Regions from separate parts of the Homo sapiens genome. Here region 1 is linked to region 2. A link is a contact called in ENCODE Hi-C or POLR2A ChIA-PET data. All regions are on one chromosome and are shown on one strand. Each heading gives the region's core, a stretch centred on a gene start or an enhancer-like site at or near the end of the contact. The rest is flanking DNA. Distances are from core to core; before and after follow the strand shown. Region 1 has its middle 38 kb from the start of LINC00222. Region 2 has its middle 31 kb from the start of LINC00222.

Region 1 (3,385 bases), core at 365-2,864, 69 kb after region 2:
CCCACCTAAGCCTTCTTTTTTCCTGTTCCTCTTGTGATAGAGCGCCTAAATCCTTTAGCACCCAGCTTGCCCTGGCGTGGGATCACTCTGCCCTGCATCATTTGAAGTATAAGACCCAGAACTAAAACCCACATCCAAGTTGTCTGACCTACCCCATGCAAGCAGAATTAGGAAATCATTTCTGCCCATTGTTCCAATGCAAACACAGCAAAAGATAGAATCAGCTTTGGGGCAGCGAAACCCATTCCACAGACATGTGTTGAACCTCCACGTGAATGAGACAGCCCCTGCCCTCAAGCAGCACACAACCCTGTCAAGGAGGGCGATTGGTCATTTTAACAAAACGTGGTGAGTGCCACAAAGGAGCACAGACAAGTGTTCTGTGGCATCTCCAGAAGCTCAGGGGTGCAGCAGAGCTGGATTGTAAAGAGTGAATAGGAATCCTGAGGCAGGCAGACCGCTTGAGCCCAGGAATTCAAGACCAGCCTGGGCAACATGGCAAAACCCTGTCTCTTCAAAAAATAAAAAAATTAGCCGGGTGTGGTCGCACAAGCCTCTGGTTTCGACTACTCTGGAGGCTGAGGTGGGAGGATCACTTGAGCCTGGAAGTTTGAGGCCACAGTGAACCATGATCACGGCATTGCACTGCAGCCTGGGGGACAGGGATTCTGACTCAGAAAGAAAGAAAGTGTGAATAGGACCTCAGCTGGCGAGCTACAGGAGAAAGAGATGAGACCATGTGCAGAGGTGCAAAGGTGTTCAAGGACATGGCAAGTCTGCAGCCTGACACAGGATTGGTAGCCAGCTCACATCTGGAGGACCCCCTGCTGGACACTAAGGAGGGATCTGGCATCCTGAAGGCAAAGGGGAAACATGAGCTGCTTAACGTGGCTTGGTTCCTATGAACTCATATTGAGCATTTAGTCAGCTAAAATCTTTCAGCTGTGTCACGGGTTTGTTAAACCAAAGTCCAGAACTTTCCATTTATTCCACTTAAATTTCTGGATCCTATTTCTGGCATCCAAGCTGTTAATAATCCCCCCCACCACCCCCACCCCCGGCAAGCTGTGTCATCTGCCCTTTAAGTTATTGATTAAAAATGTCCAAAACACAGGGCTCAGAGCTGAGCCTTGTTGCCTACCACTAGAGACTTCCTCCGAGTTACTCTCTATCTGCATGTCTCAGGTTTATGCTTTCAATGGGTTGTGAGTTCTACTTAAAAGCACCTCTAGCTCACAATTAACCAATTTTGTCTACAAGGAAGTCACAAGAGACCTTATCAGCTGTCTTGCTGAAATCCAGATGTACCACATCCTCAACGTCTCCCTGATCTACCCGCCCTGCCACACCATTAGAAGAAGAAATGAGGTGACACTGACATGACTTGTTTCCAGCAGTCCCATGAAGCTCTTCGAAGATCTGTGCTCCTATTTGTAAGGGGCACAAACCGTTTAACAGCATGCACTACAATTTTATTGGGGCTCCCCTTCCCACTTATTGGTTTGTAGTTTGCAGTATCTAAAGTGTTCTCCCTTTTAAAAACTGGGACTTTTGCCCACTCCATCCTTGGGGACTGTCTCACATTTGTTATGGTTTGTGAAAGATTAACAATAGCTGTTGAGCAATCTCGACATGCTGCAGCTGAGGCTGAGCAGTCACTGGTCAGGGTGAGGAGACCTGGACTCCCTTCAAACTCTGTCATGTTTGTTGGGCGCTTTCTCACCAATCTTGGACCCCAATTCCAACTCAGTAGGGTTATTTTTCCCTTCCCAGACTGGACATCATTCTTGAAAGAGAAAAGGGAAACATGAGTTTGGCATTTGGTCATAGTCTCTTTAGTGTTTTGTCTTGTACGCTAAAGAGTTTGAACTTGATCTGGTGAGTAGAGAAGTCAATGAAGATTTTTTTGAAAAAGGAAGTGATGTGATCGTATTTTAGGTGGAGAGGATTAAGGTTTTGACTGGTTCACATCATTACTACATTGCTGTTTATCAACATCTAACACTCGCAATTACCTCTAAGCAGGAGAAGCAGTGCAAGATAGACTAGCTCAGGTTGATCATTTTATCAACCTGAAAGGGGAAGCAGCTACGTGTAGGATTTGGAGTCTGAGAGACCTGGTTTTAGATACCAGTTCAATTGCTCAAAGGCAGGAGAGCTTAAACAAGCACCTTACCACCTCTGAGCCTCAGTTTCCACATTGAAAAAAATGGGAATCATAATTGTATGACAGGGTGGTTGTGAGGCTGGAAACAATGAATGTAATGGGCCTAGTACCACAGACAAAGTGCTCAATAAATGCTCCTTTGTCCAAATCCTTCATCTTTAGGTGTTGTGATTACACAGCAATCACGGTGCAGGATTCCCCAGCACCCCTAGACTGGGGACTTATTCCTGAAGCAGCCTGAAGAGAGTGGGGCCCTGATTAGACAGATGTGGGCTCTCAGCTGTCTGCAGCAGGCCCATCAAGGCCCCACTCCTGAGTGACCTGCAGGGGAGGCTGGCACTGAATTCCTAGAGTCCCAATCTCTCATCCCACCCTAATTAGCTCCACCTGGGTGTGTGTTCTCTCAGGAACTGCAGGGTTAATAGCTGGAAGAACCAGTTTTAAAATGCACCCTAAGGAGTTGGTCTGGAGCCTGGATGGGAGGCACCAGCCCCAGAAATGGAATGTGTCCCAGGGCCCCAGCCCAGGGCACCTGTAACTTCCTGCAGATGTGGCTGGTCACCTCCCACACACTTGAGCACCTCCTCCCATCCAGCTGTGGGCGTGCAGAGAAGGAAAATGCAGCATGCATAGGGGAGCGTGGTTAGGGAGGCACTGGCCATCCCATCATCCTACTGTCATCCCACCTGCTCTTAGGTTAGCCTTCCATGGCTGAGCAAAATGCCCTCTGGCCAGAGAAAGGCCAGTTCAGGCTGTCAGCTTCTCCTGGCCAGAAGAAGCCACGTTTTCACTGAACACATTGCCACCCAGATGCCCAGTTTTTTTTGGGGGGGGGGGGACAGGGTCTTGCCCTGTTGTCCAGGCTAGAGTGCAGTGGTACAACCATGGCTCACTGCAGCCCCCATCTCCTGAACTCAAGCAATCCTCCTGCCTCAGCTTCCCAAGTAGCTAGGACTACAGATGTGCATCACCACACCCAGCTAATTTTTGTATTTTTAGTAGAGATGGAGTTTCACCATTGGCCAGGCTGGTCTTGAACTCCTGACCTGCCCGCCTCAGCCTCCCAAAGTGTTGGGATTACAGGTGTGAGCCACTATGCCCGGCCTGATTCCCATTTCTTAAATGTGACATGAATTCTCCCACACATACATGCTTCAATCCTATCAAGAATCCCTGAACTCCCTAAACACAAACATAGCATGGGGCAAAATGCCAAGG
Region 2 (3,094 bases), core at 416-2,915:
AAGAGACACGTGGGTCCAAGGAGATATGAACAAAAGCACATTCTTTCAGCACTCTGGGTAATAGCTTAAAAGTGGAAACAAGCTACCTGACCTTCAGGAGCAAAATGGGCAAATCAAATGTGGATTATTCATGCAATGCAATGCTGCACAGCCATTAAAATGAGTGAACTAGATCCTTATCACCTACATGGATACATCTAAAATGTGTAATGATAAACTAGAAAGATGCAACATAAATATTTATACAATATAATTTACATAAAATGTAAAGTACATGAAACGATAGTATATATAATTTACTAATATACGTTAAAGATACTCAGATCTTCCTGGTTATGGTTCACATATATGAAGGGGGGAGAGAGAGGCCTCCTAAACCAGGTGTCCGAATATTACAACATCTAGAAAGACTCTTGAACTTACACTTCATAAAAGATAAAAGGAGTGTTTTTTTAAAGAGCAACTGAGCTACTAATGAGAATTTGGCACTATTTATGTTTTTATGTATAAAGAACCCTAAAGGACATTCGATGGATTCTGGTATCGGTTGCCAGTTCTTCTTCACTTAGGAACTGATGCTACTAACCCTTAGTTGGTGGGGCTAAGAGAACAGTTCTGGCCTAGCTCCTGTCTCCTACAGGTCCTTCAGGAGCAAAATGGGCAAACAAAATGTGGATTATACATAGAGTGCAACACTGGGTTATTCTCCCTCACCCAGCCTACTAGTCTGCCCAGAAAATCCCCATCCTGCTTCTGTTGGATTCTTTCCTGTGTTTCCTTTGCCACTTGCTGAAAGTACAGTACCATTCTAGCATCCCAAGTTTTACTTGCTGATTTCTGTTGAAGACTCTACAGCCCAACTCTGCCTTTCTGATGGGTCTGGAAGGCAGTGTGCCTATTCAGTACATGTGCCTATTCAGGGGAGATGCCTCCCTGGACAGGGTTAGCTTTTCTCTAGGTGCTACAATGCTGGGCAGAGGACCTTAAATCTCCTTTGGTTTGGAGTGACAGAACCATAATCCTTCCTGAGCTCCTTTTTTAAACACTCATACATACACACATGCTTTCATATACATGCACATGTACACACACTCAGACAAAAAAATGCACACACAAATACCTACACCACTCCCTTCTCTGCAACAGGAGTCGGGACTGCTTGGTTACTCTAAATCCAGTATCGTATAGGTGTTGTGTGGCAGATCTGATTTTATAATGGAAGACAATGGGAATAATAGGATTTGCTATTCACGAACACATAGATCTCAAATATCAAAGGACAACTGTATGATACCATTGGAACCATTATAACACAGTAGCCGTCTCCCACTTGCCAAGCTCAAAGCATATAACTTTTCTTTTTCACGTTGGGAGCAGAGGTGATTGAATTATACTCCTCAGTTCTTATCCCATTACCGTGACTGTATGTGAGGTCCCTCTCTAGTTTTACAACTGTGCTTCCTTTTATATTCCCCTTTGTGTCTGATTCCACTTTCATTTCCCTTGCCCCCACCCACAGGCATCTGCTGGAATGGGTTTGATATTTGCCCAATTGTTATTTATCCTGTTGCTTTTCTACTGGGACGGCACGGCAAGAGGATGTTTATCTCTGATTCATTATGCTGATTCATTTTTGTTAAGCAGCCACACAATTTCAGGTATAGTGCTGGAGTGGATCCCACTGTGGAACCTAGCAGCCAAACTGAACTGAACATCTGTTTAATTTAAATGGTGGGTCCTGGGGTGTCAGTTCCATTATTTTGTTTGTATTACAAAACTTGGCTTACAAGATCACACTCTTGTTTAAAAAAAAAAAAAAGTGTCCTTTAAATTGGGAAAATGCTCATCTGTCCTGAATGAGTTAAGAGTGCTTCTGCCTGCAAGCAGAGTGTGCGGTGACTCACTGTCCCATGAAGACGCCTTCCCTTCTACCTTAAGACTGCGTCTGTCCCGCAGAACGCCACGTGCGGGCGTCCCTGGAACCTGGCCCATAGGTGGCAGTCTCCCTTCATCGTTCCCGGACTACGAACCTCCGAAGGGCAGCCTGAGAAAGCAGTTGCTTTTGCTTTTTCTTCGGGTTTCCTAATATTTAATGTTCCCTCCACTCACCTTCCCCCTCCATCCCACAGAGAGTGTAGAGATTGCATCCCTGGAGGCTAGCAAACGACAAAAGAAACTTCGTCTGGAACCAGTCAAAGTCGGGAGACCTGCGTTGTGCCGACTCTCGATGCGATTGTTTTGGAATTTTGCTGAAGCTCTCTTGCAGAATTGCTCTGTAAATGGCAAGAAGAAATGCCTTTCACTATAAACAGAAAATAAAGCTTTCACAAGTTGTCATATTTTTAAAAAGCAATCATGCGGATGCAAGTTTTTATCCCCTCTGTTTAGTCTTGCCTCCCCTCCTTGCCAACACACCCCCACAGAATTTGGGATGAATCTTTGCGAGTGAAGTAAAAGTAGGCATTCTCTCCAACATGTGCCCCTCCCCCAGCCCTTCACAGAGCCTATTCAACAAGATATCGAACAGTCATAGGCAGAGACGAGTGTGCGTGTGCATATGAGTGTGCATGTGTGTGCGCGTGTGTGTGTGCGAGTGTGTGTGTATGCAGAGAATACTAGATGGAGAGTCAAAGGGAAACCAAGAGATCCAGAAAAGGGGCACCACCTTCTCACCTTCCTTCCACCCCACTCCTCCTCACCCAAGGAGGGAAGCCAGGTAGAGCGCTCACCCAGCCCCAGGCCCTTTTGGGCGAGCCTGCCCAGTGGGTTTCTAATCAGCCAACACTTTGGGCCGGCCTCCACTGTTTATGGAGCCAAAGGGACTTTAAATCATTAGCCGGTGTCAAAATGCTTGAGGAATGTGCTTGCCTAGGAAGCCACATGGAGTGGTTCATCAGCATTTGTAAAAACCGCCTTGGCAAAAAGATGTTGAACCCAGCACTGGGGGCGGATTGTGTGTATTTCAGTTGAATTAGCAAACAGAATACCTTTTAAATCTTAGCAACACCTGGTTCTGAAAAGGACACCCACTAAAGAAAGGGCTGCCTTGTCTGTGCTGGAAGAGGCTTTCCCTGGCTCAAGGTGCTTCTCCTCT

The links. A loop is a pair of places that touch in the nucleus more often than their neighbours do. ChIA-PET counts read pairs that join two places held with the same protein, here RNA polymerase II (POLR2A). Pooled maps may share reads with other maps.
Region 1: a map of HepG2 shows a loop between it and region 2 (3-fold over the local background). The contact joins two enhancer-like sites. A Hi-C loop is called at or near these places in 5 of 168 maps with a recorded cell type or tissue (Caco-2, HepG2, astrocyte of the cerebellum and 2 more) and 2 of 50 pooled maps. POLR2A ChIA-PET finds 5 or more read pairs at or near these places in 1 of 52 experiments (activated B cell).

What each region holds. Positions count from the first base shown.
Region 1 is chr6:108,712,445-108,715,829 of GRCh38, reverse strand. No RefSeq gene overlaps it. Among named protein-coding and RNA genes, the nearest start is that of LINC00222, 38 kb to the left of the region's middle. Within about 2 kb of position 1,614, at least 3 of the 41 ENCODE cell types and tissues checked have a DNase peak (open chromatin) inside an H3K27ac peak, as active enhancers do.
Region 2 is chr6:108,781,367-108,784,460 of GRCh38, reverse strand. No RefSeq gene overlaps it. Among named protein-coding and RNA genes, the nearest start is that of LINC00222, 31 kb to the right of the region's middle. RefSeq lists an enhancer at 2,046-2,095. Within about 2 kb of position 1,665, at least 22 of the 41 ENCODE cell types and tissues checked have a DNase peak (open chromatin) inside an H3K27ac peak, as active enhancers do.